Linked DNA regions of Homo sapiens: region 1 is linked to region 2. A link is a loop called in an ENCODE intact Hi-C map of the cell type or tissue named here. Cell type or tissue: GM12878. All regions are shown on one strand. Each heading gives the region's core, and the rest is flanking DNA. Links, peaks and the distances in the headings are about the cores only.

What was found. A loop is a pair of places that touch in the nucleus more often than their neighbours do. Peaks named below come from ENCODE experiments on the same cell type or tissue, not always from the same donor. Only the 100,000 strongest peaks of a DNase experiment are listed, where the experiment ranks them.
Region 1: it touches region 2 in a loop (1.9-fold over the local background); 2 of 110 quality-filtered maps call a loop at or near these places.

The regions. Positions count from the first base shown.
Region 1 is chr2:30,496,903-30,513,956 of GRCh38, reverse strand. All of the region lies in intron 1 of LCLAT1 (lysocardiolipin acyltransferase 1), which reads right to left. Among named protein-coding and RNA genes, the nearest start is that of LCLAT1, 58 kb to the right of the region's middle. In GM12878, for the core only: no CTCF peak of the experiment used is centred there; no DNase peak of the experiment used is centred there.
Region 2 is chr2:30,616,778-30,633,831 of GRCh38, reverse strand. The region is part of intron 5 of LCLAT1 (lysocardiolipin acyltransferase 1); the gene reads right to left. Among named protein-coding and RNA genes, the nearest start is that of LCLAT1, 180 kb to the right of the region's middle. RefSeq lists an enhancer at 6,296-6,635 and a silencer at 8,263-8,463. In GM12878, for the core only: no CTCF peak of the experiment used is centred there; a DNase peak (open chromatin) is centred at 6,501; H3K27ac peaks cover 3,812 bases.

The sequences.
Region 1 (17,054 bases), core at 4,391-12,390, 120 kb after region 2:
TCCTGAAGGCACGTGCCCAAGGTGGTCAGACCACAGTTTGGTTTTATACATTTTAGAGAGACATGAGACATCAATCAACACATGTAAGATGAACATTTGGTTCTATCTGGAAAGGCGGGACAACTCGAAGCAGGGAGGGGGCTTCCAGGTCATAGGTAGATAAGAGACAAATGGTTGCATTCTTTTGAGTTTCTGATTAGCCCCTCCACAGAAGGCAAGCAGATATGTATTTATCTCAGTTAGCAGAGGGGTGACTACGAATAGAATGGGAAGCAGGTTTGCTCTAAGCAGTTCCCAGCTTGACCTCTTCCTTTAGCTTAGTGATTTGGGGGGCCCAAGATATTTTCTTTTCACAGAGAAAAGAATCCAAAACTGCAGAGAGTTTAAAGGCCAAAAAGTAAATAATGAATAATAAAAGCATATAATGAATTAAGCATATTGTTTAAGCAAATGCAAACTCATTCATTCATGAGACTAGGGGTCAATAAAGTACACACAAAACCACTCAACTACATTATACTAAAGTTGCACTTCTTGCATTTTTTACTCTAGTAACTAGGGAACCCTAGAAATTCCCCATTTTTTCCAAAAATGCAGGAAAATGAAAATTAACTTGTGCTGACTTATATATACATATATTTATTGATATTTATATATTTAAATACATATAGTTAAATGTAGCAAACAGTATATTTATATATAACTACACATTAATAATTAATCTAAACTCAGTTTAGATTCAACAAATTTTCCAGTGAAAAACCCTAACACATCTTTTGTGAAATATGTTCATTAGTAATCAGTAAAATATAAATTAAAGTACCATTTTCCTTCTATCTCATTAGAAAAACTGAAAATATTCACAATATTTAACATTAGCAGGGCTATAGATACAAATGTATTTTTCTATCCTGCTACTAAGACTGTAAATTAAGTACCACCCTTTAAGTTAGTAATAAGGCAGTACTTGTCAAGACAGAAATGTGCATTTTTAATTAATAATTATATTTCAAGAACTCTATCACGCAGAAATATTTATAGGAGTACACAGAGAAATGGATACAACATTGTTCATGTAAGTATAATTTGTAATAATAAACAGTGGGCAATAATAAAGCCTACCAATAAGAGAAGGGGGAACATTTATTTTAACATTTATTATGAAATACTAAGCAGGCATTCAAGAGAATAAGGAAACTCACATCATCTGATATGACTGGGTATCCTTGACATTCAGTAAATAAAACCGATTGCAAAATATAATAGATGGCATGATCCCATTTTTGCCTTAAGCCAAATTTTTTAAAAATGTGTACATCTATGTATATTTGTGTATGTGAGTACATGTATTTCTAGGTGTATTAATAGGTCTGATTTCAACAGAGGGGCATAGTAAACTCAAGATTATGCCACAAAGAGGCTATCTGGAGATAAATATCCTCTCCTTAATCTCCATCCACCCTTTTATCTCCTTCGAGGGCTTCCTTCCCCTTGACCTCACCCAACTGGAAATAAGAGAAAAGTGTGCCCCCTGGGTCTCTTGAGGCAGACAAAAGAAAAGAATGGAGAGCGTGTCCAGAGGGCAAAGAGAAGACATCCAGCAGAACAATATCAACATAAGGAAAATGAGGAGTTACAAAGCATTATCTAGAATATGATAACCTTTTATATATACATTATACAGTGGTTAATTTTTTCTATTTTTGCTTACATAAATTTATTAATTTTGATAAAAACAAATGTGTCATGAAATAAAATAAGAATTCCAAAAAACTAAAAACAAAACTAAAAAGGTCTGAAGAGTTTCATATTAAGATGAAATATCTAATTGTGCTCTCTCAAAAAACACACTAAAAATCCCACACCTACAAAGAATAACCAAAAAAAGAACAACATTTTAAAAGCTGGAAAGCAGAAAGCCAAATGTTGACTATCCTGGCTGACCTGCAAAGACAAAGTGTAAGCCAGCAGAGGAAAAAGTTGAAAACAAACCCACAGAATCCTCCTAAGGCCTAGGAGGCGGAAGCATCAGGTACTGCTGGATGCAAATGGAGATGAATGGCAGTTTGCCAAAATAAAGAGGATTAGGTAATGAGTGAGGGGCAGGTGGATTCCTAGATTCCCTTCTCTCTCTGCACCTCTGGGTAACTGTCCCTCTCCTACCGCAGCATAAACTTGCATGTCTATTCTCTAGAGAAGGTAAAACAGAGTTTCCCAATTAGGAAATGCACAGTTTAGGGCATGGTCACCACTCTAAGAACAGTGGGATTAAGTGACCATATACATGCTGAATCCTGAATGCTAAAACCTCAGACCATCTTCCCTGGATGAGCTCTCAGATGGCTGGCAACAAGATCTTTGGTCCTATGCCAGTTGTCCTATAGAATATTCTGCAATGATGGAAATGTTCCCTAGTTATGCTGTCCAAAACTGCAGCCATTAGCTACATGTAGCTATTGAGCATCTGAAATGTGGCTAGTGCCATTGAAGAAATGAATTTTTAACTTAATTATATTTCAATTTAAATAGCTACATGTGGGTAGTGGCCACAGTATTGAACAGCACAGTCCTAGGCAGAAGACAGGAGTGTACTCTCTGGGATGTCTGACCAGGCTATGAGGAAAGACAAAAATACAGAAACAGGCCAGGCGCGGTGACTCATGCCTGTAATCCTAGCACTTTGGGAGGCCGAGGCGGTCAGATCACTTGAGGTCAGGAGTTCGAAAATACAGAAACATTGAGGGATTCCCTAATAAACAGCCCACATAAATCACCCCTCAGTAAAGCCCAAAGTTCACAAGCCTCACCTACGTGCAAGCCTCTACTGGCTTTCTAAATCACCCATTTTTTATTAGGAACAGATAATGAGACTTCTGAGCAAACACTCTAACATGACATTAGAGACTAAATTAAACAGAAAAAAAAGTATACTTGAAGGAAATAAACTATTCAGGGGAAAAGAAAACTTCAAAGAAAACTATCTTTAACATTTTCAAAAAGACAATAAATACTGCAATCAGGAAACAATAACATGTTCTTGTGGGAAAATAAAATGAAGAAAGGAAATATCCAGAGAATAAAAGAGCTACTGAAAGTTTAAAACAGCAAAAATGATTAGCAAAAATTATACACGACCAAAGAGTTAGAAAATAAAGTTGAGAAAAAATCTCCCAAAAAGCCCAGCAGAAGATAAAGAGATGGAAAGCAGAAAGAATATATGAAAGGGCCAAGACACGAGGTCCCATATGCCAGTAATACAAGGGCCAAAAAGAGTTGTGAGAAATTGGAGAGGGGGAAATCAGCAACAACAATCTCAAAAAAATTCCCCGGAACCGGAGAAAATGACATTCCACATTAACAGAGCCTACTAATAGCAAAGATAATGGATGAAAACAGATGTTCACCAAGGAATACCACTGTAACTTACAGAAGAGTGGAGACAAAGAACGTTCCACAAACCTTCTAGAAAGGAAAAAACAGGTTACATACAAAGGATTAAAAATTAGACCAGCTTTGAACATCTCAGCAGCCAATACCAGGAGCAAGACAAAAACAGAACAAAAACTTTAAGATTCTAAAGAAAATTATTTCCAACCCGTCCCTGTAGCAAGTGTTAGAGTAGTTGGTAGAAAAACACTGTCAGACATGCCAGGTGTAAAAGTGACTTCCCATACAATCTTTTAAAAAGAAGCTACTGGAAAATGGGCTCCACTAAAAGAAGTAAACAAAGACTAAGGGAGATCTGAAATACAGCAAGTAAGAGATCATCATAGATGAGAGGTCAAGAAGGATGATCCTGAAAGGGAGATTTCAGGGTGACAACTATACATTAGATAGAGAAGGCATTCGGTCCAAATTCTGAGAGGATGGCACAAAAGGAAGACTCTCTGAAAGTTGTTATCACCAAAATCCTTGCTACTAAACAAACCATCTGTTTGAGTCAAGAATAGAGTGTCCAGGTGAACCTGGCACAAATCCTAATCTGTACTTGGCTTCTTGACCATGTGCTAATAAAATTCCTGCTCTCCCTGCCACATTTGGCTTCCACATCAGCTGATGACACTGATTTTATCTGTCATATAGCACTCTGCTTTGTTGGGCGTCGTGGCTTATGCCTGGAATCCCAGCACTTTGAAAGGCCAAGGCGGGTGGATCATTCGAGGTCAGGAGTTTGAGACCAGCCTGACCAACATGCAAAACCCCACTCTACTAAAAATACAAAAATTAGCCAGGCATGGTGGCATGCATCTGTAGTCCCAGCTACTTGGGAAGCTGAGGCAGGAGAATCATTTGAACCCAGGAGGCAGAGGTTGCAGTGATCAGGCCACTGCACTCCAGCCTGGGGGAGACAATGAGACTCTGCCTTAAAAAGAAAAAAAAAAAGTATTCTGCTTTGACCTAATCCTGAAATATGGAGACAACACATGGTGAATTTAGAAACAAAATATATTCCCACTGGACAGCTATACTATTCAACACCCCATTCATGTTGAAAACTCTCAATAACTGGGCTTTTAAGGAACATACCTCAAAATAATAAGAACCATCTATGACAAAAACCACAGCCAATATCATACTGAATGGACGAAAGTGAAGGCATTCCCCTTGATAACTGGCACAAAACAAAGATGCTCTCTCACTACTCCTATTCAACATAGAATTGGAAATCCTGGCTGAACAATCAGGCAAGAGAAAGAAATAAAGAGCATCCAAATAGGAAGAGAGGAAGTCAAACTATCCCTGTTTGCAGATGACATGAACCTATATCTAGAAAACCCAAAGTCTTGGCCCAAAAACTCCTTAAGCTGATAAACAACTTTAGCAAAGTCTCAGGATACAAAATCAATGTATAAAAATCACTAATATTCCTATATACCAACAATAGTCAAGCTGAAAGCCAAATCAAAAACCCAATCCCATTCACAATTGCCACAAAAAGAATAAAATAACTAGGAATACAGTTAATCAGTAAGGTGAAAAGATTTCTACAAGGAGAACTACAAAACACTGCTCAAAGAAATCAGAGATGACACAAACAAATGGAAAAACATTTCATGCTCATGGATAGAAAGAATCAATATCATTAAAATGGCCATACTACACAAAGTAATTTATAGATTCAATGCTATTCCTATTAAACAACCAATGACATTCTTCACAGAACTAGAAAAAAACTATTTTAAAAATCATATGGAACCAAAAAAGAGCCCAAAGAGCTCTTCACTTTTTGCTTAGGCAATCCTAAGCAAAAAGAACAAAGTTAGAAACATCATGCTACCCAACTTAAAACTATATTACAGGGCTACAGTAACCAAAACAGCATGGTACTGGTACAAAAACAGACACATAGACCAATGGAACAGAATAGAGAACCCAGAAATAAGGCATCACGCCTACAACTATCTGATCTTCAACAAAGCTGACAAAAACAAGCAATGGGGAAAGGACTCCCTATTCAATAAATGGTTCTAGAAGAAGACTGAAACTGGACCCCTTCCTTACACGATATACAAAAAATCATCTCAAGATGGATTAGAGACTTAAATATAAAACTCAAAACTATAAAAACCCGGAAGGCAATACTATTCTGGACATAGGAACTGGCAAAGATTTCATGACAAAGATACCAAAAGTAACTGCAACGAAAGCAAGAACTGACAAACGAGATTTCAGAAAACTAAAAACTTTTGCACAGCAAAAGAAATTATCAACAGAGTGAACAGACAACTAACGGAAAGGGAAAAAATTTTTTCAAACTATGCATCTAACAAAGGTCTAATATCCAGCATCTATAAAAAACTTAAACTTACAAGAGAAAAACCCATTAAAAAGTGCGCAAAAGACATGAACAGACACTTTTCAAAAGAAGACATACATGTGGCCAACGAGCATATGAGGAAAAAGCTGAACATCACTGATCATTACAGAAATGCAAATCAAAACCACAATTAGATACCATTTCACACCAGTCAGAATGGCTATTACTAAAAAGAAAAAATAACAGGTGCTGACGAGGTTGCAGAGAAAAATGAATGCTTATATGCTACTGGTGGGAGTGTAAATTAGTTCAACCATTGTGTTAAACAGTGTGGCAATTCTGCAAAGACCTAAAAACCCACAGACCCCTTACTGGATATATACCCAAAGAAGTATAAATTCTTCTATCATAAAGACACATGCATGTGTATGTTCACTGCAGCTATTCACAATAGCAAACACATGGAATCAACCTAAATGCCCATCAATGGTAGACTGGATAAAGAAAATGTGGTACAAATACACCAGGGAATACTATGCAGCCATAAAAAAGAATAAGATCATGTCCTTTGCAGGAACATGGATGGAGCTGGAGACCATTATCCTAAGCAAACTAACGCAGGAACAGAAATCCAAATACCACATGCTCTCACTTATAAATGGGAGCTAAAGGCTAAGAACACATTGACACACAGAGGGGACACTGGGGCCTACTGAAGGGTAGAGGGTGGGAGTCAATCAGGAAAAATAACTAACAGGTACTAGGCTTAATACCTGGGTGACAAAATAATCTGTTTAACAAACCCCCATGACACAAGTTTACCTATATAACAAACTTGCACATGTAAACCTGAACTTAAATAAAAATATTTAATAAAAAATTTGAAAAGACATCAGTTAATCCCTGTTAAAATTATTTTTTGTTGTAATCTCTAATCAAATACTCTACTAGAAAAGCAATCCTTGGGAGTCAGTTAAAACAAATATATCAGACAACTTTATAATTTTTCCAAGACAACTATAAGCAACACATTGATTTTGATTCAAATGACAAAATCAAATACATAAAATTAAAGTGAACACTAACGTCAATTATTGCATATATAGTATATGCATATACAATAACAGTCATTATTACAATTATCATTAGCAATAAAAATAGAAATATTTTAAAAGACAGCTAAAATAATCAGAACCTGATTACTGAGATTATTCTGCAATCTGAAGGAATTGAAATATGTTCATTATTTATGCACCACTCTTCTTGTAAGCTTCACAACCAGACACAGTCAAACTGATTGTTTTTTTCCATAAACGTTAGTGAAATATTTATGAGCTAATTAATTTCTTTTAAATCTATGGATAGATGCTAATTTGCACAGCCTCATTCTGATGAACATGTCTGCATTTTCTAACTGCTGTTAAAGAGTGTATGCAAGCCTTTCTGTGCAATCTACAAGGATCCATGTAATTTTCTTTCAGAACTTAGTAACATAAACTGTCCTGCCTAAAGAAATGGTATGTTTCTTTATTCCCCCAATGAGAACTGTATTTGTTTTCCTTTTGAGTCTCAAAGGCTCATAGCTAAATTTAACATTCAATTCCAGGAAGAAAGATTATAGCTATTACTATCTCTTTCTCCTCTTTCAATCTTTTATTTGTATTCTTAATAGCATTATCACGTGTCTTTTATTATAAAAAACTTTAAATTCCTTTAGGAAGCGACTATTAATTAAAAATAAATAGAATGTTACCATTAGTGACTTTACTCATCTTTACTTATTAATTTTAAAACACTGTCTCTATTATAGTACGGTTTTGAGAAACCATTAGAAATATTTAAAAATTTATGTTAAAAATATTCCAAAGACAGAAAAGTATATTCCTTTAATAAACAAATCATCAAAAGAAAAAACCTTTATCTGTTTGGAAAAAACAAACAGACAACAGGAAAGGAACAAACTACACAGTTTCATTCTTCCGAAACAGAACAAAAGAATAATACTTTCTTAGGAACAAAAAGAAGTTACAAGATAACAAGCTTTTTAGTTAGGGAGAACTTAGGAGAAATAAAAGCCCAGTTCACCAATTCTGAGCAAACACAACAGGACAGTTAAAGAGCAGAATGGGGCCAAACTTCAGTTATATGTACCCAAAATGAAGCAAGGAAGGACTCTGAACCGTTAATGGATTTAATAAACAAGCCTGGTAATTCCCTGGGGGAAGTCTGAGAGTTCTTAAACCAGAATAAAGGTGGTTTAGGATTACCTCAAAATGACACAACTTATCTCTTATTACTTACCTCTTGAGGTTTACTGAAAGGTTTAGTGTGAATTAAATATTCACAGTTCTCCAAACCCTGATATAATTATCTTGCTTAAAATTCAAGATAATACATAGAAGCCAAGTATATGCTGTATGGTTCTTCTTATCTGAAGTTCAAAAACAGATAAGCTACATTATAACGTTACAAGTACGAGTAATGGTTATCCTTGGGAGGTGTGGAGCAGGTATAGGAACTGAAAGCACCAGGGAGCTTTTAAGATTTTGGTAATACTCTGTTTCTTTAACTGGCTGCTGGTTACACAGGGTGCATTCACTTTATTAAAACTGAAATTTGTGATTTATGTACTTCTCTATATGTATGTTATGACAATAGTCACCCAAAAATGTTACATGCATAAAATAATTTAACCTGAATATTTTATAAATCATCTAATTAGACATATGCTGTTCATAGGAAGAAAATACAAATGCTCAATAAATATACAAAGAAATGTTCGACTTCACTATTTTCAAGAAAATGCAAATTAAAACAATAAAACTCCATTCCCCTCTCCTGTAGATTGTTAAAAAAAAAAAAAAAAAAAAGTTTTGCCCCTGATATTCTAAAAATCATTGTTGGTGTCCTTGCCTTCACAGCTGGAGGGAGTATCAAGTGGTATACCCAGTTTAGAGGGCAAACTGATAAGTAGGTATTGCTATTCTGAATATCATTAATTCCCTCTTAGTATTTACCCTAGAGAAATATTCAACTGAATGTACAAAGATGTTTCCTTGCAGCATTGTCTGTAACAGAAAAAGAAGAAACATTAATGTCCACTGATGGGGAGAGAGCTAAATTAACTATGGTACATCCAAATACTATGACACAATATGCAGCAGCTGGAAAGAATGCAGTCAAGCTGTATTTTCTAAACTGATCTGCTCTCCAAGATGTATTGCTAAGAGAAAATGCAATACCATTTTTGGAAGGAAGGAAACCACACCCTCCCCCAAAAGGCTTAATGCCATATGGTTTATATAAATAATTACAAATGCACAGAGATCTGTCTAGAAGAATACCTGCCAATGACACATGCGGTTGCCTCTATGGGATGGGACAGCTGTGACTGAGGATGGTGGTCAAAGGGAATTAAACCTTTCTCTAATGTTTCATAGAGAACATTTCCATTTGTTACTTATAGGGTTAAAAGGAAAGAAGGGAGAGAGAAAAGGAAGGGGAGAGGAAAAAGAAGTAGCTTAGCTGTAGCCAAAGTAAGTTGCCTGTCAGTAACTGCTATTTTTCCATGATCCCATAATCAAAGCAAAAAGATTAATGTTAAGGTAGAAACAACCCATACCCCTTAGGAAGATGATTGCTTGCCATACATTAAGCCCAAAGTAAATTTTCAACAACAAGTTAGAAAGACTGAAAACATAAATTGAGATAGGAATGATAAAAGTATTTAGTAAACTAAAACTACATTGGCACCACCAAAGATCCTGAGCCTAATAAAACCATCATTTGGTTTACTGAGTAGCATTTATCTCTTCCCATTTGAAGTTTAAGCTCATGTTTTGTTTTTCCCTTCATGAGACACAGCCAGAAAAATTATTAATATAATAAAAGAACTAAGTGATGAAGTCAGAAAGCAGGTTTACTGAAATTAAATCCATCTACACAAAATATGAGCCCATAAATATATGTTACATGTAATATATGTTATGTTATGTAATATGTTATATATGTAATGCATATTATGTGTAATATGTTGTATATGTTTATGTTGTGTATATATGTGTAATATATGTGTTTATATATACACACACATATATAAACACACACACACACACACGTAAGTCCCTTAAGCATGAAGAAAGTTCTAGCAGAAATTTTCTCTGCTCACAACTCAAAGAGGCCAGTTGTGACAGTCAGGCTAAGACCTCACATCTCCTGTGACCGGCTAAGCGTTCTTTCCATTAGAAGGGGATCTTAGAAGGCTAAGGAAAATCAACTAAAACAGAGAAAAGCAATTAATATACAACCAAGGCCTGAGTCTTGAGGGAGAACAGTGCTCAGTCAAGCTAGGACAAAATGCAAAGACATAAAGAAGCGGACTTCTTGACATTATTTTTTGTGGTACACACTGCACAGTGATTGGTTTAGTCACAAGGAAGTTTTTCCATGGTTTCAGATTTCTGTTTGGTTTTGTTTCCTCCAAACTGTTTCAAACAATCTGAATTATTAGCAGCAAACTTTTAAAAATATCACCATTTTTTTCTTCTCAAACAGCAAGTACACTATATTTCAACAATTTCCTGTTACTACACAAAGTTTCCTTTCAAGATGTAAAAGTTAAAACCACATACACCCATGCTAAGTGGAACTCTATTATGTGAAATCATTTCAAAATGATTAGGGTAACTCTAGTATACTCCACCTAGCTGTTATTTAAGGGACTACTTTTCAAATTACTTATTATAGTCCTCAAAATGTTAAACATAGAGTTACAATATGATCCAGCAAGCCCAGTCCTAGATATATAAATCCAAGTGAAATGAAAACATATGTCCACACAAAAACAGGCACATAAATGTTCATAGTGAGATAGGAGACCTGCAGGACTTGTTTTCTGGTCACAACCCTACTGGCCAAAACAGGATCTGGCCCAGACAAGATGAAGTGAAAAAACAGGCAGGCATCTAAAGATGGCAAGGAAAGCAATCCCTAGCTGCCCCCATTGTCCATTAGCATAAGACACTCCCACCAGCGCCACGACAGTTTATAAATGCCATGGCAATGACCTGGATGTTACCAACCCCTTCCTTGGCAAGGGCCTGGAAGTTACTGCCCCTTTCCTAGAAAGTTCTAAATAACCTGCCCCTTAATTTGCATGTAATTGAAAGTAGGTATAAGTAAGTATAAATGCAACTGCCAAGAGACCATACGTTGCCTACTCTGGGCCCACTGCCTGTGAGTTAGCCCTGTTCTGCAAGGAACAGTACTGCTCAATAAATGACTGCTGTCACTGGCTCACCCTTAAATTCTTTCCTGGGTAAAGCCAAGAATTCTCCTGGGTTAAGCCCCAATTTGGGGGCTCACCTGTCCTGCATCAATAGCAGCACTATTCATAGTAAAGGAGGAAACAACCCAAATAGACTTCACTTGTTGAACGGATAAACAAAAGTGGTATATCTATCAGTAGATATTATACTAAAAAAAAGAGAGAGATGAGGTACTGACACATGCTACAACATAGATGGACTTTGAAAACACTATGCTAAGTGAAAAAAGCCAATCACTAATGGCCACATGGTATATTATTTCATTCACATGAAATGCCCAGACCAGACAAAGCTACAGAGACAGAGAGCAGACCAGTGGTTCCCTAGGGCTGGGGCTGGGGACAGTGGGAATGTGAGGTGACTACTAATTAGTACAAAGCTTATGAAGGGGGGGTTCTAAAATTAGACAGTGGTGATGGTTGCACAGCTCTGTGAACAGTCTAAAAACAATTGACCTGTACAGTTTAAATGAGTGAATTGTAGATGTGAATTATATTTCAAAACAAAAAAAATAATATGTTACTTAGCTGAGAGATTATCAAGACATGAATAACTAACCACTTCTGCCCTGGAAGTCATGAATGCCAAAGGAAAAAGAGAAATTGTAAGAATACCTATCACCTTACAAATTAGAAACAAGAACAAACACAAGCAAAGCAAGAGAACAAAAGGGGACCAAAAACTAGAGAGTGAAATCACTGAACAAAAAAAGCACTAGATAGAAGTACATCAAAATGTTACCAATGGCTGTCCCTGCATAGTGAGACTGGTTTTTTCCTCCCTCCCTAACTTTTATTTTCCAAATTGTGTGCAACTAGTATAATTTTTACATATTAACAAAAAATATCCCAGCAACATCTGTTCCGAAGAGAAAAATCAGAAGCCAGGATTTCTTACGTTAAAGAACTGGACAAAAGTCCATCACTGATATACATATCACTGAGGGTAGCATTAGCCACTAACATAAAGTATAAAATTTGAATTATACAATGTTAAACTGGTCCAATGTTTTTCATACATATAAAAGTTGATATTCAGACATTAATCTTTTTTTCTAATATAGAATTATTGAGATTCATTGGAAGGCATAAAATACCACTGTTTCAGGGGAGGGCATCCAACAAGTGATTTGACTGGACAAGTAATAAAATGCTTTCCTTCATGTTTCATATTGTATCAATTATTTTTTCTTTTCTTGAGACAGAGTCTCACTCTGTCACCCAGGTTGGAGGGCAGTGGTATGATCTCGGCTCACTGCAACCTCCACCTCCTGGGTTCAACTGATCCTCCCACCTGAGCCTCCCAAATAGCTGGGACCACAGGCGTGGGGCACCATGCCCAACTAATTTTTTTTTTTGTATTTTTTGATAGAGACAGGGTTTCACCATGTTGACCACCGCACTCAGCCTACAATCAGATCTTTAAAACACAAACTGCTCATATTCTTTACAAAATCTATAGTTACATCATTATCTTTTATAAAAGACTTTTTTAAAGTTACAGATTAATGCAAACTGAATGAACACACCACCATTTTGTCAAATAAAACAGAGGCATTTGTTACCAAAGCACTGGGGGTTTGGTCTAGGTCCCTGCTGCTTGCAGCACAGAAAGCCAATCACTGAGATGAGTATTGACAGAGAAAAAGGCTTTAACTGGGTGTCCAGCAAAGGAGACGGGAGATCAGTCTCAAATTCACCTTCTTGCCCAACTAGAATCAGGATTTTATAAGCAGGAAAGAAATGTAACTACACACACACACACACACACACATACACACACACACACACACACAGAACAAAACAAAACAAAAAACGGAATTAGGGAGTGGTAAGGAAGAGGAGTTGGTCAACAGGCAGCAGGTGGTTGGGTCGGGCAATCATGATGGGTGAAGGGGCTGGTGTCTCATTGTCCAGATACGGTGATTTGGTAAGTTTCAGTTCTCTTGATACTATCTGTGAGGCCTGATGGTTGGTATCCTGAAAAAGGAACTCAGATAAGACAACAGTAACTGTCTCAGGTTTTAAGCCCGAGAGGGTCAATTTCTACGTTTATTCAAAAGAAATTATAAAATCAGTTCTATGGGACAAGTGGGCTAGTTTCATATCTGTCATTCATATTATTTTTTCTTTTAATAGATACAAGCAAAATGATGAAAATATTTAAATCGGTTTCCCTCTTACAATCGGTTCTTCACATAGCAAAGGGTAGTTTACCCACAATGACTCATGAAATGTATTCAAGGGTTCAGCCCCCTAAATCTATCTGCTATGTATAAAGTATTTTTCTGCAGAGAGGATCCCTAACATTTTTCAGATGGCTTTGTAACTAGAAAGAGTTAAGGCATTATTGCTTTAGAAAAATAATTCAGCAGCAGCCAAAGATAGTCTTCTACTGGAAACAAATTCTAGAGAAGTGCTTAACTCTCATAAAACTATATTGTGTAATTTTCATTCATGAAACAAGCTTATCTAGGCAATGAGGTAAAGCCACAGATAAAGCATATATAGTCACTATTCTACAAAACAACTCTAACCTGAGTCAAAAAAACCATGAAGTACTGAAGAAGAGGTAGAAATAAGAGATCTATTTCTTATGTATGTATTATAGGTAATATTATTTTGTTTCTACTTATTGGCATTAGATTTTGTTTATTAAATACTTGAGATGTTTTCATGATTAACACCTCATAATATGAAAGGAATCAAATAATTTTTTATTCAAAGCATTTCTGATTGAATTCTATCAACCATGGAATTCGGTGTAAATGTTACTAATGTTAATAAAATGGGTGTTTTCTTTCACTTATTCTCAAAGACAATGGCTTTATATAAAAGTATATTTTGTACAAATAATAACAGGGTCAATTACTCAAACATCTGCTTGGCTATTAAAATGCTGACCCTTTTATTCTCTAGATTTACAAAAATCAAAGTAAGTAACAGATGGAGAATGACCATAGAACTCTATTTATCTTAAAGTGTTTCATGTAGCACATTCTTACCATTAATAAATAAAAACATAGTTAATGTGACTGCCAAAAAAAGACTTTATTTGGTAATAAAATATCATGAAGGCTTAAGAAAGGCAATTGGTACTTGCAGGATGTTTTTAAAGTTATTTATAGGATATACAGATGGAACTTTTTTATGGCCAAAAAGAGACTATTTTCAGAACAGTATAATCATTAAAATACCACGGAAGACATCTTTGAAAATCTGATAAATCTAAAAGCCACATTGCCTATACAATCACATATCACAGAAATTCAGAGTTCAAATAGGCTTTAGAGATAACTTACTCCACTGGCTTGCAAACTTCTGGACCACGAAACTCTTTATCCAAAAATCCCAAGAAGTCTCATATGAAACAAATAAAAACACAGCAGTAGGCTGGGCGCAGTGGCTCACTCCCGTAATCCCAGCACTTTGGGAGGCCGAGGTGGGCAGATCACCTGAGGTCAGGAGTTCGAGACAAGCCTGGCCAACATGGCGAAACCCTGTCTCTACTAAAAATACAAAAAATTAGCTGGGCGTGATGGCGGGCACCTGTAATCCCAGCTACTCGGGAGGCTGAGGCAGGAGAATCGCTTAAACCCAGGAGGTGGAGGTTTGCAGCGGGCTGAGACTGCACCACTTCACTCCAGCCTGGGCGATAAGAGCGAAACTCCGTCTCCAAAAACAACAACAACAACAAAACACAGCTGCTCTATTTCAGAGCCCAACCCCACTCCTCACCTCTATCAGGACCTCTCCTTCTTAAAGGTGTTAAAGAATATCATCCGAAATCAGTGGCCCAACTAAACCCTTTCTATTCTAGATGAGGTAACAGAGATCAGATTCACTTTTGACAGTTTATTTTCCTTACTGCTAAGAAAATTTTTATCCAGACTGCCTGGTAGTTGATTTACACCTTATATAATCTACATTTAAAGTGAGTCACAAACACGTAACTTTAGAGATAGAAGGAGCCTAAGGGCAGGCTTCCCACTCTCAGTCTGGTCTCTCCAGTCTACTCTACCTGTATTTAAAATTGGTTGCATTAAAAATGAGTATTTTTTCAGAAATCATTAAAAGACATGGAACAAAAGAGAAATACCGTATAAAGAACTTTACAAACAATATTCCAATCCTCACAACTCTATAAGGTGGTTAACCATATATCCATTTTACAGCTGCAGAAAGTGAGCTCAGAAACATTCAAACATGCCCATGAGAGAGGATAAAGTAAGAAATCGTGAGAGAGGATAAAGTAAGACACCCGTAAGGCAGGCAATTGGGGTGAGTCCTTGGTAAAACTCCTTCAAACAAAGAAGCCTGAAAATCAAACTGCAGGCCCCAGATAAGAAAGAGCCCATGTCCTTCAATGGAAATGCTTACTCTGTGAACCCAAAACCCTTTGGATACATTTCTCTCTCCTTGGCATGCCTTAGTCCCTTACTTTTCACCTATTTGACATATGTCTACTTTTCTGTAAGTAGCCACGGGCTAAGTCTTCATTTATATAGGGTGAATCATCACTTCAGCCCCTGATTGGTCCCAGGCCAAGGTCCTGGGCCTAGCCTCCACCTCTGCCTCCAATTCTTTACACTAACATACTTCTAAGTGGTGCTTTCTCCAAAACAGCCTGCAGACCAGTCAGCACATTCCTTGTCTTTCCAGTCCATAAAATCCCCGGACTCAGCCTCATAGCTGGCAACCCTCTTTCAGGCCCCCTCTCAGTTGCAGAGTTTTTCTCTTTCGCTTATTAAACTTTTGCTCCAACCTCACCCTTGGTGTCCATGCTCCTTAATTTTCTTGGTCGTGAGACAAAGAACTCTGGGTAACACCTCAAACAAGACTGCTTCATCTAGACCATATAACTGGCAAGCAGCAGAGTCAGGATTTAAACCTACATCCATTTAACTCCAAATCCTGAACGGTTTCCAATAAACAACTTTACATTTGTGTAGCAAATTCCAGGCTATGTAAGAAAGGAGGACTCCATGGTGCAGGCAGAGAAAAATACCATATATTGTTCAAAATTGTATCACAGTGACAGTTATCTACTAATATGAATACCCTAAGTTATTGGCATCGCTGAAATGAGGTGATGAAGAGTATGGCTGACAATGCATTAAAAAATAATAAGAAACAAAGTAACAAGAAGACCAACAAAGCAAAGCTCAGTTTAAATTAATGAGGCCTAGATTATGAATGTAAAGAAAGTTTTAAAAGTAACTATTCAGAGAATCAACAATGAGAAATCTAGTCACTAAACTTAAGCAAAAGCATTAAGTCCAAAAGTGAATGAGAAAAAAATCTGTCAGAGGCTGCTACAAATGAGTAAATTACAATTTATTTAAAACAAAAATTATTTACAAAAGAGTAAAATGTTTTTCAGATATTTAACAAAATGGCACAAAAATAGTTATTAATGCAAAGTCTAACATTTTTAATAAAAACTCAGTTTTTCTCTAAAAGATTTTTATCCTTGATTATACCTAGAATCCTGATAAAAAAGCAATTCAGTGTAAAGGCTAAGAAATATTTATAAAGTTAAGCTACGAAAATTCCACATAATTAATAATTACAAAAGCAACATTCTAGAAGTTATTGGGGATGGCACTTCTCCAAGAAATTAAATGAGTTAGTGGGATGAAAGTAAAAAGGAACTTGAGCTGGTATTAGGGTTGCCTTGTATTGTGTTTACTCCAAGCACTTCGGTTTATATCAGAAAATGCTGAGTCTAGAGGGTATACACAGGGCATCTTCCCTAAGTATCAGTTTTACTATATTTTGCAAAGAATACTTTTACCTTCATACACAAGCACATAAAGCAGATCACAGAAGTCTCATGAAACTTAGCAGGGGAATCTAATTCTGAAATAAGTAAATACTGACATTGTAATAAAGGCTATGAAAGCTATAACAAGAGTTGTATGCTCTTCCAGAAAGGCCAGAAATAATAACAGTAGCAGAGCTAAAGTA
Region 2 (17,054 bases), core at 2,918-10,917:
ATCCAATTATATAGTTCAATGACAGAATAACACAATTTTTTTAACTCAGTGATCTCATAACAACTAAAATTTTTCTTTCTCCATTCCACAATCAAATATATGCAGACTATATAAACATGTAACTTATTTTATTTATTTATTTATTTTGAGATGGAGTCTCGCTCTGTCCCCTAGGCTGGAGTGCAGTGGCGTGACCTCGGCTCACTGCAACCTCCGCCTCCCGGGTTCAAGCAATTCTCCTGCCTCAGCCTCCCAAGTAGCTGGGACTACAGGCACACACACCACGCCCAGCTAATTTTTGTGTTTTTAGTAGAGATGAGTTTTACCATGTTGGCCAGGATGGTCTTGATCTCTTGACCTCGTGATCCGCCCGCCTCGGCCTCCCAAAGTGCTGAGATTACAGGCGTGAGCCACTGTGCCCGGCGACATGTAACTTATTTAAGATTACATTTTAACACCTGCTTTAAAAAAATTAAAATAAAAATCTATTTTCTATTTTCCAGATCTAAATTCATGAATCTAACTGCATGGATTAGAGTTTTGAGTTAAGTAGCTTGTCATCTAAGATGCATTTGAGTTGAAAGGAAATGCTGAGGCTGCTGATTTTGTACATTGTTTTTCAAATTAAAAAGAAAAGTTACTCTAAGAAGATAAAACTTGGATTTAGTAACTCAGCAATCATTCACTGTGCCACGTTGACATGGACATGTAACAGTACATAGCTAGTAATAAAGCATGACAGATTGGCACTAGTCAGTACATTTTGAAGAACAGTCTTGAATGGATTGATTCAGATATATTTAGACTAAAAATACCAATAAATAATATACCTTTCAGCTTCAAAATAAAAGGGTATGCATGAAGCACTTAAAACCAACTGGTATTAAGGCTCAAACAGTACCATTTTCTTTGAGTATTAAAATACTATTGTTTCCTACTAGGAACATTATTAATTTCCCCTTCTACATAAGTTGAATACTTAAGGAACAAAAGGTGCAGTCAGGCAGCTCTCAGTCCTGCCTTTTACCAGCTCTACGGCTTTGGCATGCTCACTATAAGCCTTGGCTGTAAATGGACACAATAGTCCCTACCCTCGTAGGGTTTTGTGAAGAGCAAATGGGATATGGACTTTACAGTGCTTAGAGAAGTGTTGGGCACATACTCTTCACAGGTTGTTCTTGTTGTATCATCATTATTCTTCCTCTAGGTGGGATAATCACCATTACCACTTGATGTGAATTTAGATTTAGGTTGCTATCCTTTACCTTCCTTCTTTCTCCTTGTCCTTTGAGAGAGATGAAGTCTGTTATAGGGCATGATGTGGTTTATTCTCAACATGCAGTCCACTCCTCTCCCATAGCATAGAGGGAGAAGCAACTGTTTAGAGGACTGACTCTGGCTCTGAGCCCTATTATGTCTGGCATATATTCCTCTCCATCCCTACTAACTCACTCCTTAGACATTTTAAGTTGTCCCATGGCATTCAGAATTGGAAGTTGATGATCTGTGCTCTAGGATCATTGGCCACCTGTCCCATCTTTTGTTGTTGTTGTTTTTTATTAAGTCAAGGATAGTACTCAATCTTTTTCTAAATAAGAACCATTTTGAGCTTCAAAGTTAACCTTCAGCTGGAAAGTTAAAACTAAAAATGGTATACTTGTGAACAGTCTTGCTTATTCAATTTCAATTTGATTCTTTACACATATTTTTAGAGACACCTATTTTCACATTTCTATCCTAAATCTGTTGCACTGTTTGTGTTTTGTATAAATGGTGAATCTTTTCAGTGCTGTTTATCTCTCCCAATGAATACTGGTTCTCTGGATCTTCAAAACAAGTTTAATTTTCCAGATAGAATAAAAATATGTCAACATGTTCCAAAATTTGACTTTAACACATTAATAGATCACTGAAAATCTGAATAACAGTATGCACTTGCTGAGGCTGGAGTTAAAGAAGCAATGTGAAATTTAAATCACAGCTCTTGGAACTCTCATATATAAAAAAATGAATAGCCCCAAGTGCCTAGCTATTAACAGTACTTATCTACTATGTCTATATTTTACTGATAATTTCTACAATTTAAAACCGTGGAAAGTCAAGGCTGAGTACATGTTAATTTCAAGCTTCTTCAGTGAAAACATCTGAAATTTGCAAGGAATATTTTTCACATAATGCATTAAAAATAAAAGGAAAAGTAACTTTGCTACTATACTGAGCTTCCTAGCAAGTGTGATAAACATTGACCTCTACTGGATCTGGCAACATCTTGATACTTCAAGGGCATCATATAAATTATAATCACACTGGCCCTTCAGCACCCTGAATATTTCCTTTGTGAGAGATGCCAAGTGTGGTGTAGGGCATGCTGTGGTTTATTTTCTAACATTCAGTCTACTCCTCTCCCATAGCACAGAAACATAGCCTTTAGGATACTGACCTGAGCTAATCATGGCAACCCTATATCCGTTACTGGGGACTGGTTCAGGAATAAGTTCACTACTCAATTTGGGACAATGAGACATGAGAGGAGTATGTCTAGGGCTTCTAGAGAAAGTTGTCTTGCTCCCAAGAGAAAGCCCTAAGAAAACCACATACAGAAAGCCACAAGAAAACCACATACAGCTGACACCATAGAGGTCAGAATGGAGATAGAAGGTACCAGGACCTAGCTCAGATGGCTGGGTGCCAAAATCTAACCTTTAAACATAACCTATTGCTAAAGTTGTGGCTGTGTCAATGCATTTCCTTACCTTTCAACCTGGTTTAAATCAGGTTTTTGGCTATAAGTAGTTAAAGTATGCTAACTGATACAGTATCAACTGGTGGGAGTTAATCATCAATTACAACTTACAGGAGAAATTTTTGGCATTTTCTGTTTTTGAACAGGCTTTCTATTTCTTTTGAGTGTTCTATTTACCATCTACTGTTACCCTAACAGCATGCAAATCTCTGACTGATATATATGTGGACCCTAAGGAAGCATTTCTCCAGTATCACCTTAAAGATTCATACTTTATTTCAAAGTACATTTTGGCTCATATGAGGTCAAGTCCCTTTTAAGTGACTCAATGCCATTCATCCTAAAAAGCCAATGCTGAGAAATGGACTTCTCTCAGGTGAAGAGTCAGGGTTCATAAAAAACTACAGATAGTCCTACATGTGGGCCTTCAAGATTATTTGAAAAAAGTAGAAGGCTGTTTTCTCTGTGCTTCATATTTAGACATAAAATTTTATATTAGCATTATCACTTACTTTTTTCATGTGATACTTTCTCTGAATTCAAAAAATATTTCCCTTATTACAAAAGGTAATAGAAGTTACTATAGATAAATGAAGAAAATGCAAGTTAAGTCTATAGAAGAAAAAAACTTGAATCATACCAACTGATTTCCTTCAGGTATATATCCTTCCATTTGTTTTTTCCTCCCCAAAGTTCAGGTGATACTTATTCACATAAAACACCTATGGAAGTGGATATTGTTATAGACAATTGTATCCTCAAGATTCTTATGTTGATGCCCTAACCCCCAATGTGACTATACTTGGAGATAAGCCTTTAAAGAGGTAATTAAGATTAAATGAGGCAAAAAAGGTGAGGCCCTGATCCAGTATGACTGGAGTCCTCATAAGAAGAGGAGGGGACACCAGGAATGTTCATGTCCAAAGAATATCACGTGAGGACACAGTGAGAAAGTGGCCATCTGCGAGCCATGAAGGAGAGGCTTCAGGAAAAGCTGACCTCGCCAACACATGATCTTGGTCTTCTGGCCTCCAGAACAGTGAGGAACTAAATTCCTTTTGTTTAAGTCACTCAGTCTCAGTCTGTGTTATCTTGTTATGGCCTCTCTAGCAGACAAATACGTACATAACATGTACCTTAAAAAAAAAAGATCTAGAAATGGAACCATACTGTAATACTGTCATATAATTTATTTTTCGTGCATCTTTCCATCGATGCTGTTAAAGACTTTCTAAAACATGTTATAGATGCACAATATTTGATGATATAGATATCACATTAAAAAAAGTTTTCATATTTCTAAGTTTTTTCCACAAAAATCACGTTTAAATAGATACCTTCATAAGCTTAACTAAAAAGGATATGAACACCTTAACAGGCTTTAGCTACATGTCGGAAACTGACCAGAAACATCAATTTAAATGCACACCAAAAATGTATAACAGTGCTTTCCTTTTCACACTCTTACTAATGCTTGGTATTGTAATTTAAGAAAATTGCCCAAGTATATAATTTTTTTTTGTTTTTTGAGATGGAGTTTTGCTCTTGTTGCCCAGGCTGGAGTGCAATGGCGCGATCTCAGCTCACTGCAACTTCCACTTCCCGGGTTCAAGCGATTCTCCTGCCTCAGCCTCCCAAGTGGCTGGGATTACAGGTGCCCACCACCATGCCCGGCTAATTTTTGTATTTTTAGTAGAGACAGGGTTTCGCCACGTTGGCCAGGCTGGTCTCGAACTCCGGACCTCAGGTGATCCACCTGCCTCAGCCTCCCAAAGTGCTGAGATTACAGGGGTGAGCCACCATGCTCAGCCTCATTTTGTATTTTTATGTCTTTGATGAGAAAAAATAAGTTTATTGGAAAAACACTGTGGTAATATAATTTATTTGTCATCTTCTTATGACTTTGCAAGAGTTCTTTACCCTCTACCATATATAGAGTAAATGTTTTCTACATACTAATTTTGCCATATAGCCACTCTTGAGTTTATTTTGTTGGATTTGCTCCTCTGTAAATGCAGCTTCATTTTCTTTATCCATTTTCTATAAGTTGTTTGTCTCTATCTAGTCAATTTGCAAAGTCCCTTCTTTATCACAGATTATTAGTCCTCTGTACACTGTGTTGCAAGTATTTTTATAAATCCATTATCTATCAATTGACTTCATGGCATCTTTTCCAACCCATGTGTGTGTCTAGTCAAGAAAATTTCTGTTATAGCTTCTGGATTCCTAGTTTTGTCTGTCAGTCCCTAATATACATGTATCCTATATTTCTCTGAAAGATGAAATACGTTTTTTTCTTTTAGCCTTATAATCCAGCTTTACTTTCTTTCAAATGGATATCAGTTTTTCAAGCAAAACAACTCCTCGTTTCTCCTTGTACTGAAATACCAAGTTGGTATTTCAATTATGGCACCGATCTCCTTTCCTCTTGTATTAAAATACCAACTTGGTCATTTATTAAATTCTCACATATATAGATATCTAGTTTCCCTTCTCTCTTCTGCTCCACTGATCTGTGAGTATTCTTGCTTCAAGATCACACTGTTTTCCTTAGTGACTCAATATCTGGTAAAGCAAGTGTGCCTCTGTGTTCTTTTTCAAACTATACTTGGCTTCTCCTGGAACAACTGTTTTGCAATACAAACTTGAAGAGCATTTAATTCAATTCCAAAACAAATACCTTATATCCCTCCCAAAAAACCTGTCCTGCAATTGCATTTGCATTATATTTACATAACAGTTTTGGAAGAATTGGCAATTTTATATCCTCTTCTCAACCAAGAAAATGGTATGCTTTTTCTTTCCTTTTGCTCAAATCTTATTTTATGTCTTCTAATAAATTTCAGTTTTCTTCACATAGCTTCTGTGATGTTTTTTAAAAAATTTATTCCTAAACAATTTCATAATTTTTATCACATAATTGTGAATAGAACATAATTGTGAATACAACATGTGTTTCTATTTCTGTTTTTAGGTAATCACTGCTAGAATAGGGACAACTCTATTGTTGTATATATATAGCCAACTTACAAATTTTTTTTATTGTAATTGAAATTTTACTAGACTTTTTGACCTTATAGATTGCAGCAAAAACAGTTTTATGGTCAATTTTCCAGTCTTTTGGTAGTTTTATTGCTTTCATTAACATTTACTTAAAGTTTTGAATTTAAAATGTGAGTTTTAAAATGAGATCTTTAGCATATAAGATGCTGACTGCTGAGTTTTGGTAAAAATCATATTAAAGTAGTTAACTTCTATTTTATTTTCCTAGTGTTTATTAGGAATGGCTTGACTTTATCAAATATCTTTTCAGCATCTAAGAGTAGAATGTTTTTTTAAAAGAAAATATTAGTCAAAGACCTGTATGAACCAGTCTTTGTAGTTAAAAGGAAAAAAGAAAGAAATCCAAAGAGAAATTGAAAAATAATAAAATTATAGTGTAGGCTTCACTATTTCTACCATAACTGAACAACTCCAGTGATAAAAACTAGTTAAATAAAGGAACTGAATAGCTATTGATAAATGTGACTTAATAGATTTATACAGACCTGTGAGAAAACATTTTAAATGGTCCATTTTTAAGGCATAGTAAGTCTAAGTACGGGCAGCTAGCCTGCGAACATAACAAACTGCATGGCTCATGCACCTAGAAGGTCACAAAATAAGGAAACAGAATGTAGAGGAGGGGTCAGCCTCTAAAAGCGAAGAAAGTTTCGTTATTGGGAAATCGAAACTTAAGTGGGGAAGGGGACCAGGGTATAACCTTATAAGGCGGATAATGAGACTTAGGTGACATCAGAGAAGATTGTAACCCCAGAGTACTCGACCAATGGGGAACTGGGGGAGGGACTTGTGTGCTAGGAGATAAATTATCTGTTGTAGCTGGCCTGGGTGTGCCTGCCCACCAGACACCCCATCTTGCAAGATCGCTATTAAAATAAGTCTCACTTTTGCTGTTCTTTGTGCCTCTAAGTCCATTCTTTGGGTTTGGATGGGTGAGTGTGTTTCTCACAGACCCATCTGATACTCAAAAATATTTTAAAGGTATCAGTAACCATGAGCATTTATAAAAAATCTGATTACTTACCTAGTGGCAAGACAATTTAAACACATTTTGTAAAAACTGAGACTTTATGATGCACATTCTCACATCAAGATTCCATAAAAATAAATAATAAAATATTCCTCTTTTTAAAAAAAGTTTAGATAACCCATGGATAAAAGATAAAATCAAAAGGAAAATTACGAATTATCTAAAAAGCAATGAAAAAGAGAATCTATAGGATACAATGAAGACTGCAATAGAAAGAAAAATTTATGACCTTACATGCTTCATTACTAAAGAGGAAAACTGAAAAAGAGAAACTACTCATATTGAAAATTAGAGGGAGAAAAAAAAGAATACAAATGGAAAGAGAAAGAGAAAATTACTAAAGATAAAAAGCAGTACTTAATATAATAAAACTAAAAAATAAATGCAGAAGTTAGTTATTTGACAAGATGAGTAAGATACTTAAACCCTATGGATCTGACTGAGGGGAAAAAGCATAAGTATTTAAGATTACATACAGTAAACTAAAATCATAAATACAGAAGAGCTTAAAGGATTACGAAAACATGAATCTACACACGTGAGAAAATCACAAAGACTTGTATACAACATATATACATGTGTAAATTCATGTACTCATAATCCTTTACATTCATATACCTTGTTTTCATTATCATTTTTCAGACAGGGCATTCAAAATTCAATGTGAAAACAAGAGCAGTAACAAAGTATATTTTATCTTACTGTTGGGCCCAACAAATTTGTTTACAAGTTGCCAAAACCCCTGCAAATGAAACAACAAAAGCCTAAAAGAGGCATGAGCATGTGCATAATCTACTAATTTGCTGGTCTTTGAAATAAATGAGACCAGAGACAGCATATTATTATAGTTTCTATGTTCTGATGTTAGGATTGAAGGTGATTAATGAAGCACGTGGCTATTACTATTTATTGAGTGCCTCTGATGTGCCAGGCATTATTCATGCCACAAATTATCTACAGAGCACTCACGGTGCCAGTCACAGCTGTAGTCATCTGGGGTACATGGGTGAACAGAAAAAGAAATGCTTGCCCTTACAGTTTATCAGTGCACACAGTCACTTTTAAGTATCGTAAGAGCCCTTGAGAAATTATCTTTCTTTTATACTTGCAGAAACTGAGCCACAGAGAAGTCATTTGTTGAAGATCAGTTAGTGGTCACTTATCGTATGACTCTAAAGCCTTTCCACTATGCTACTTTACTTTCTAAAAATGGCATATTAAGAACAGGAGCTACAGAGTCAGACTGACCTGGTTTTGTACCCATCAAAACTATAGCAGACTGTTTAAATTACATTCTTGTAAATCTACAAAATATATAACAATACAGATTAACCCTGTAAAAATATGCCCCAATATAAAGTCTAATGTTATTAATCTCCCTACCATCTTTCTGTGTGATTTTGCATATAACAGAGTTTACTACAATTTCTTTCTTTTCTCCATTGAGAGGAAAAGTAAATTTGGCTGAAGATGGGATATTATCAGTGAGGTAGGGGGCAAGCTGCTGTCTTCAGGAGTAAGACAATTAGAGAGTAGAAGGTCTCTGGTAAGTTACAGATAGCAGTTTTGTCTTTTCCATGGCCCTGGTTGTAATAGCTCTCATTTCATTTCTAACTGAGCTTATTTGGATCTTCTCTCTTCATTTTTTGGTTAATCTCACTAATGGTCTACCAATTTTATTTAACTTTGCAAACAGCCAGCTTTTTGTTTCATTTATCTTTTGTATTTTGTGTTGTTTCAATTTCATTTAGTTCTGCTCTGATCTTGGTTCTTTTCTTCTGCTGGGTTTGAGTTTGGTTCTTGTTTCTCTAGTTCTTTGAGGTGTGACCTTAGATTGTCTGTGCTCTTTCAGACTTTTTGATATAGGCATTTAATGCTATGAACTTTCCTCTTAGCACTGCTTTTGTTGTATCCCAGAGGTTTTGATAGGTTCTATCACTATTATCATTCAGTTCAAATAATTTTCTAATTGTTGACCTGATAATCATTCCGGAGCAGGTTATTTAATGTCCATGTATTTGCATGGTTTTAAGGGTTCCTTTTGGAGTTGATTTCCAGTTTTATTCTGTTGTGGTCTGAGAGAGTACTGGATATAATTTCATTTTTCTCGAATTTATTGGGACTTGTGGCCTATCATATAGTCTATCTTGGAGAATGTTCCAGGTACTGATGAATAGAATGTATATTCTGCAGTTGTTGGGTAGAATGTTCTGTAAATATCTGTTAAGTCCATTTGTTCTAGGGTATAATTTAAGTCCACTGTTTCTTTGTTGACTTTCTGTCTTGATGACCTGTCTAGTCTGGTCAGTGGAGTACAGAAGTCCCCCACTATTATTGTGTTGCCATCTATCTCATTCTTAGGTCTAGTAGTAATTGTTCTACAAATTTGGGAGCTCCAGTGTTAGATGCATACATATTTAGGATTGTGATAGTTTAATGTTGGACCAGTCCTTTTGTCATCATATAATGTCCCTCACTGTCTTTTTTAACTGCTGTTGCTTTAAAGTTTGTTTTGTCTAATATAGGAATAGCTACTCCTGCTCACTTTTGGTGTCCATTTGCATGGAGTATCTTTCCCACCCCTTTACCTTAAGTTTATGTGAGTCCTTATTTGTTAGGTGAGTCTCTTGAAGACAGCGGATACTTGGTTGGTGAATTGTTATCCATTCTGCCATTCTGTATTTTTTAAGTGGAGCATTTAGGCCATTTACATTCAATGTTAGTACTGAGATGTGAAGTACTATTCTATTCATTGTGCTAGTTGTTGCCTGAATACCTTTTTTGTTTTCTTCATTGTGTTATTGTTTTATAGGTCCTGTGAGATTATGCTTTAAGGAGGTTCTATTTCGGTGTATTTTGAGGATTTTTTCAAGATTTAGAGCTCCTTTTAGCAGTTCTTGTAGTGCTGGCTTGGTAATGGCAAATTCTCTCAGCATTTGTTTGTCTGAAAAAGACTGTATCTTTCCTTCAGTTATGAAGCTCTTAGTTTCGCTGGATACAAAATTCTTGGCTGGTAATTGTTTTAAGAAGGCTAAAGATGGGACCCTAATCCCTTTTAGCTTGCTGGGTTTCTGGTGAGAAATCTGCTGTTAATCTGATAGGTTTTCTTTTACAGGTTGGTTTCCTGATGCATTTGCCTTACAGCTCTTAAGATTCTTTCTTTCATCTTGACTTCAGATAACCTGATGACTATGTGCCTAGGCGATGATCTTTTTGCAATGAATTTCCCAAGTGTTCTTTGAGCTTTTTGTATTTGGATGTCTGGATCTCTAGCAAGGCCAGGGAAGTTTTCCTTGATTATTCCCTCAAATGTTTTCCAAACTTTTAGATTTCCCTTCCTTGGGAACACCAATTTTTCTTAGGTTTTGTTGTTTAACATAATCCCAAACTTCTGGGACGCTTTGTTGTTTTTTTTTTCCCCCATTCTTTTTCCTTTGTCTTTGTTGGACTGGGTTATTTCGAAAGCCTTGTCTGAGCTCTGAAGTTCTTTCTTCTACCTGTTTGATTCTATTGCTGAGACTTTCCAGTGTACTATGCATTTCTCTAAGTGTGTCCATTTCCAGAAGTTGTTTTTTATCTATGCTATCTATTTCTGTGGACGGTTTTCTGTCCATATCCTGTAACATTTAAAAAATTTCTTAGGGCCAGGTGTGGTGGCTCATGCCCGTAATCCCAGCACTTTGGGAGGCCAAGGCGGGTGGATCACAAGGTCAGGAGATCGAGACCATCCTGGCTAATAAGGTGAAACCCTGTCTCTACTAAAAAATACAAAAAATTAGCTGGGCGTGGTGACAGGCGCCTGTAGTCCCAGCTACTCGGGAGGCTGAGGCAGGAGAATGGCATGAATCCAGGAGGCGGAGCTTGCAGTGAGCAGAGAGCACGCCACTGCACTCTAGCCCTGGCGACAGAGTGAGACTCCGTCTCAAAAAAAAAAAAAAAAAAAAAAAAATTCTTTGAATTGGTATTCACCTTTCTCTGGTGCCTCCTTGAATAGCTTAATAGTCGAACTTCTGAATTCTTTTACAGGCAATTCAGAGATTTTGCCTTGGTTTTGATCCATTACTGGTGAGCTAAGGTGATCTTTTGGGGCTCTTAAAGAACCTTCTTTTGTCATATTACCAGAATAGTTTTTCTGGCTCCTTCTCATTTGGATAGACTATGCCAGAGGAAAGATTGGGGGCTCAAGAGCTGCTGTTCAGATTCTTTTGTCCCATGGGGTGCTCCCTTGATGTGGTGCTCTCCCCCTTCCCCTAGAGATGAGGCTTCCTGAGAGCTGAACTGCAGTGACTGTTACTTCTTTTCTGGGTCTAGCCAACCAGCGGAGCTACCAGGCTTCCGGCTGGTGACTGGGAGTGTTTGCAGAGTTGTGTGATGTAATCCATTTTCAAGTGTCTCAGTCGTGGATACCAGCACCTGCTCTGGTGGAGGTATTGGGGGAGTGAAGCGGACTCTGTGAGGGTCCTTGGTTGTAGTTTTGTTCAGTGTGCTGTTTTTTGTGTTGGCTGACCTCCAGCTAGGAGGTGGCACTTTCCAGAAAGCATCAGCTGTGGTGGCATAGGGAGGATACAAGTTTGCCCTAGGGCTGTCTGGATAAGTATTTGGGTTTCTCAGGTGGTAGGAGGGACAACAGAGCTCTCAAGAAATTTATGTCCTTTGTCTTCAGCTATCAGGGCAGGTCTCAGAGAAAGACCATCAAGTGAAGTCAGGGTTAGGCTGGTCTGAGCTCAGGCTCTACTTGGGCAGGGCTTGCTGTGGCTGCTGTGGGGGATGGGGGTGTGGTTCTCAGGCCAATGGACTTATGTTCTCAGGTGGATTATGGCTGCCTCTGCTGTGTCACACAGGTCGCCAGGGAACAGTGACAGGCCTCACCCAGTTCCCATGCAGCCTGAAAGGCTGGTCTCACTCTTGCCGTGTCCCCTCAATAGCTCCAGGTTTATTTCCAGGCAGCCGGTGAGCAGGGCTGAGAACCTGCCCCAGGCTACAACCCCCCTCACTGAGAAAGCAAGCAGGGCTTTCAGGTTTTGTACCTCCCAGCCTGCCGCATCTTCTGTGATCATATCTGCACTCCCTGTTCACCATCTTCACCAGATTCCGTCCAGGAAACTTCACATTCCATCAAAGTTGTTACAAAGTTCAGCTGGAAGATTCCTTCTCCCTGTGGTCTTTCCCCAATTCCACTGGCAGTCCTCCCCAAGGACCCCTGTGAGAAAAAGTCAGAAATGGCTTCCCTGGGAATGAGAGTACCCACAGGGCTCTCCCCACTGCTTCCTCTACCCCTGTATTTTGCTTGGCTCTCTTAAATTCATCTCAGCTCCAGGTAAGGTCAAATCCATCTCACAAGATCTGGACCTTCGGGTTCCCCTTCTCACACTTTGGTCGCTCACAGTTTTTTGGCTGTCTCACGGAGCCTGCAGTAGCAAGCTGCTTCCATCAAAGGGTCTGTGGATTCTCTCAGCTTTTATGTTTCTGCAGTATTTCTTGGATCAAAAGCCCACGATGTGAGTCTCTACAGGCTGCTCTGTCCATCCAAGTCGGAGCTGAGAGTTAGTTCTGCCTCCTACCCGCCATTTTTTCCCCATCCCTTCTTGTAAGGGCACTAATCTCTTTCATGAGGGGCTCCATTTTTATAAGCTAATTTCCTCCAAAGGCCCCACCTTCTAATAAATACGTCACATGGGAGATTGAGGCCTCAATATAGGAATTTTGGGGGAACACAAACGTTCACTCCACAGCAACATCAAAACATTCATTGTAGTAGTAACTTTTTGTTTAAATTCAATTAGAACATGAGAGTCAACATCTGGATGAGTAGTTACTGATCCTAAAATTTAAGCAGGGAGAATAACAATACATGAGGGGTAAATAAGGACTTTCAGTGGGTTGAATAGTGTCCTATCAAGATACCTGGCCACCGGAACTTCAGAATGTAACCTTACTTGGAAATAGGATCATAGCAGATTTAAGATAAGGATTGAGATGAGATCATCGTGGATTCAGGTGTCTTCTAAATCCAAAAAAAGCCTTTACATATAGAAATATGGTGAAGACAGAGGCAAAGGTTGGAGTTATGCAGTGACAAGCTAAAGTATCCCAGGAGTTGCTAGAAGCTGGAAAAGGCAAGGAAGGATTCTCCCCTAGAGCCATGGGAGGGGTTTGTGGACCTGTCAGCATCTTAATTTTGAATTTCTAGTCTCCAGAACTATAAGAAAACGAATTTTTTATTGTTTTAAGCCACGAAGTTTGTGGTAATATTTTATGGCAGTCTAGAAAACTAATACAGTATTAAGAAATATCTAATGACAAGGATTGCTTTTTTCGTAGTCTTGATTTTTGAGGAAGGAAATTTCTTCTAAAGTTTTATTGCAGTTTTGAATTATAAAGTGGCATATTTTGAGAAGAAGGAAGCATGATCACCCAACTATTATAAATAGCTATATGCAAAATGGAGACTTCTAATTTTCTAAATCTGTCTGAACAGGTGAACTGCAGGTTCCTATGGAAAATAGGTTCCTATGGAGCTGCCATTTTACAGCAGTTACTACAAACTACAGAGATCTGTTCCTTAGTTGAGGAAGAGAGGCTATATGACAGTAGTTCTCAAACTCTAGTAGCCTAAGAATACTTGGGGAATTGAAAATGAAGAGTTCTGGGCTTCATTCCCAAAGACTCTCCCTTAGTTCACACGGCTGGGATGAGGCAAACTGTATTTTAGCAAGCACTCCAAGAGATGATGATCACATACAGGGGCTGGAAAGGCCACACTGGGGAAATAAATACTGGGTTATGGGGATAGTTCTAAGCAGAGAGGACCATGGGAAGTTGTATTCAAGAGCTGGGTTCTGGAATCAGATAAAACCCTAGGTTTTTTTGCTTAATTCCACTCCTTGCTGATGTATGGCCCTGAGAAACATACATAACCTTGGGGAGGATTAATTGAGATTATCCTTAGTAAGTGATCAACGAATGTTGCCTATTAAAATTATTTTAAAATTTATTTAAGGCAACAACAATTTTAACTTACAGGACAGAGTGAATTACTCAGTAATAACAGTTAACTACCATAACTTGTGCTCATATAGCAGGAGATTTGTTTAGGGCATTGAAAATAGTTTATTCCCACTTTGGAACCTGGGAGATAAATCTTGCTAGATATGATTCTGGATAACTCTGGGACACGAAATGACTAAGGATTGGGGGGAAAAACTTAAAGGGAAGAAGGCAAAGATAAGCTCTGCCAATACTGCAATTTTGCCTGAAGATCCTCGTGGCTTCTAAGTTTACCACTCAAAATGAATTCTTGCTGCATTTGGCATGCTCAGCTTATTAATGACAAAGTTATTTACCTGGGCTGGGTTGAATAGTGGCCTTCCTGACCTCTAATTCAGCCCAGTTTTTCAGTTAATCCCAATCCTTTATTCACAAGGAAAACAACCAGAAATTCTTTTAAAAATAGGTGCATGAGTAAAGTATCTTTTTTATTAGCACTAGAATATCTTGTAAAGTTTCATATTTGTAAAAACCTTTATTGGTGGGATAAGATGGAAAGTGAAGGTGGCAAGGAATGCAGATACCTTATAGAGGTTTACTGACTAATGCCAGGGTGAGCTGGAAAGCAGATCTGGTGGTCTGGAGCCTGAATCCAAAAGAGAATGCTATGGTTTTGGTGTTAGAGCCATGTGGGGAAGTAAGTTTCATATTACCATCTTTTCAACACCAGTATTCACTCAGCTAGGGCTGTAATTACTAGCGAAATTTTTATCTAGTTCTAGTGTCTATAAGTAGTATATAAAGATACAAGGTTAATGTATAATCAAAACCAGTGGTTCTCAACCTTTTTCCTACTCCTAGCAGCTCACTAGGGCAGAGATGCTCAACCAGGGATTACGTAGGAAGATGTGTTTGAAAAATTACCCAAGTCATTAGGTGTACTATTCTTGGTCTTCTAAATTCCTCATGTCTAAAATAACATTAAGAAGCCATATAGCTCTACTATAGCACTTGTTACCAGACTTGTTACCATCTACATGATAGCACTTGTTACCAGACACCTGGCACTAGAGATTCTAATCACTGCAATAAGGCAAAAACAAAAAAGGGCATACAGATTAAAAAGGAAAAGTAAAACTCTTTATTCACAAACTATGATGTAGAGAATCCTTAGGGGTCTACAAAACTACTAGAACTGGTAAGTAGATTTAGCAAGGTTACAGGATACAAGTTCATTATTAAATCTATTTCTGGATACTAGTAATGAATAACTGAACACTGAAATTTTATTTTTTTTAACTTTTAGCTTTGGGTATACATGTGAAGGTTTGTTACATAGGTAAACATACGTCATGAGGGTTTGTTGTACATATTATTTCATCACCCAGTTATTAAGTCCAGTACCCAATAGTTATCTCTTCTCCCTCCTCCCACCCTCCCTTGTCAAGTAGACCGCAGTGTCTGCTGTTTCCTTCTTTGGAACACTGAAATTTTAAAAACACCATTTACAATATCAAAGTTATGAAACACTTGTAAATTTTATAAAATATGTGCAAGAATGCAAACTATAAAACATGACTGAGAGAAAGACCCATATAAATGGGAGATATACTATGTTCATAGACTGGAAAATTCAATATTATTAAGATTACATTTCTCTAAAATGCTCTACAGATTCAAAGTAATCCTAATAAAAACTAGTCTGCTTCTGTGTATAAATTAACAAACTGATTCTAAGTTTTATATAGATGTGCAAAGGAACTAGAATAAGAAAACAATTTTGAAAAAGAAAAAGATGGAGGCTTGGCATTAGCTGCTCATTTCAGGACTTACTATAAAGGTTCAGTAATCGAGACAATATTGTACTGGAGGAGAGTTAGACATACAGATCAATGAAACAGAACAGAGTCTAGAAACAGATGAACACAGAAAATCTTTGTGACCTGGACTAGGCAACAGTTTCTTACATAGGACATTGAAGAGCACAAATCATAAACTGAAAAACTGTACTTTGTCAAAATTAAACACATCTACTCTTCATAAGACAGTATTAAGGAAATAAAAATGCAAGCCACAGATTGGAAGATAATGTTTGCAAACCAAATATATTATAAATAACTTGTATCTAAGATATATAAAACATTCTTGCAAGCCCATAATAAAGCAACCCAATGTTTTAAATTGGATAAAAAATTGGAATTAACATATCACCAGTGAAGGTATATGAAAGACAAATAAGCCCAGGAAAAGATGCTTAAATTAACACTTTAGTTACTATTAGGGAAACATAAACCAAAACCACAATAAGATTCTAATATACATTTACTAGAATGGCTAGGTTAAAAAGGCTAACAATATCAGGTTTTGGTCAGGATGGTGAACAACTGGAACCCTCAAATAATACTAATGGACATGTAAAACAGTCTACACACTCTGGAAAACCAGAGAATGACAGCATAGGTATGTGCCCAAGAAAATATATGCCCATACAAATTCTTGTATTAATACAAAAATGTCTGTAGCAATTTTATACATAGTATCCTAAAATTGTAAATAACGCAGGTGTCTATCAGTCCATGAATGGTTAAAGAAATTGTGGCATATTCCACACAATGCAATACCAATCAGCAATAAAAAGGAATAAACTACAGATTCATGCAGCAATATGGATGAAACTTAACAGCATTATTCTAACTTAAACCAGACACAGATGACCACATACTATATAATTCCATTTATATGAAAATCTAGAAAAGGCAAAACTATGGTGACAGAAAGCACATCAGTGGGTTCCAGGGACCAACGTTCAGGGAAGGGGCCTGACTGCAGAGGTACATAGAAAACCTTTGGGGGTGATGGACATGTTTCATATTTTGACTGTGGGTAGATATGTGGCTCTATACATTTAATAAAACACATCTAACTGTACACTTAAAATGAGTACATTTTACAGCAAGTAAATTCTACCTCTAAAAGCTGTTTTTTTAAGGCGTCTCAAATATTTCCCCTAAAAAAATTTAAGTGATATCACAAATCTGTAATATGTGCTATAGTCTAAACAGAGCTTTCTAAAAGGCTGCGTGGATTCTTGTCAAACCAAAATGTTAGAAAACATTATTTAGAGTTTGAAACAAATTTATTCACATGTATGATTTCAATTTTTTTTTTTTGGTATTAGCATTTTATTTGAAACAGGATCTTTTCCTATTCATTCAAATAAGCATTAACATA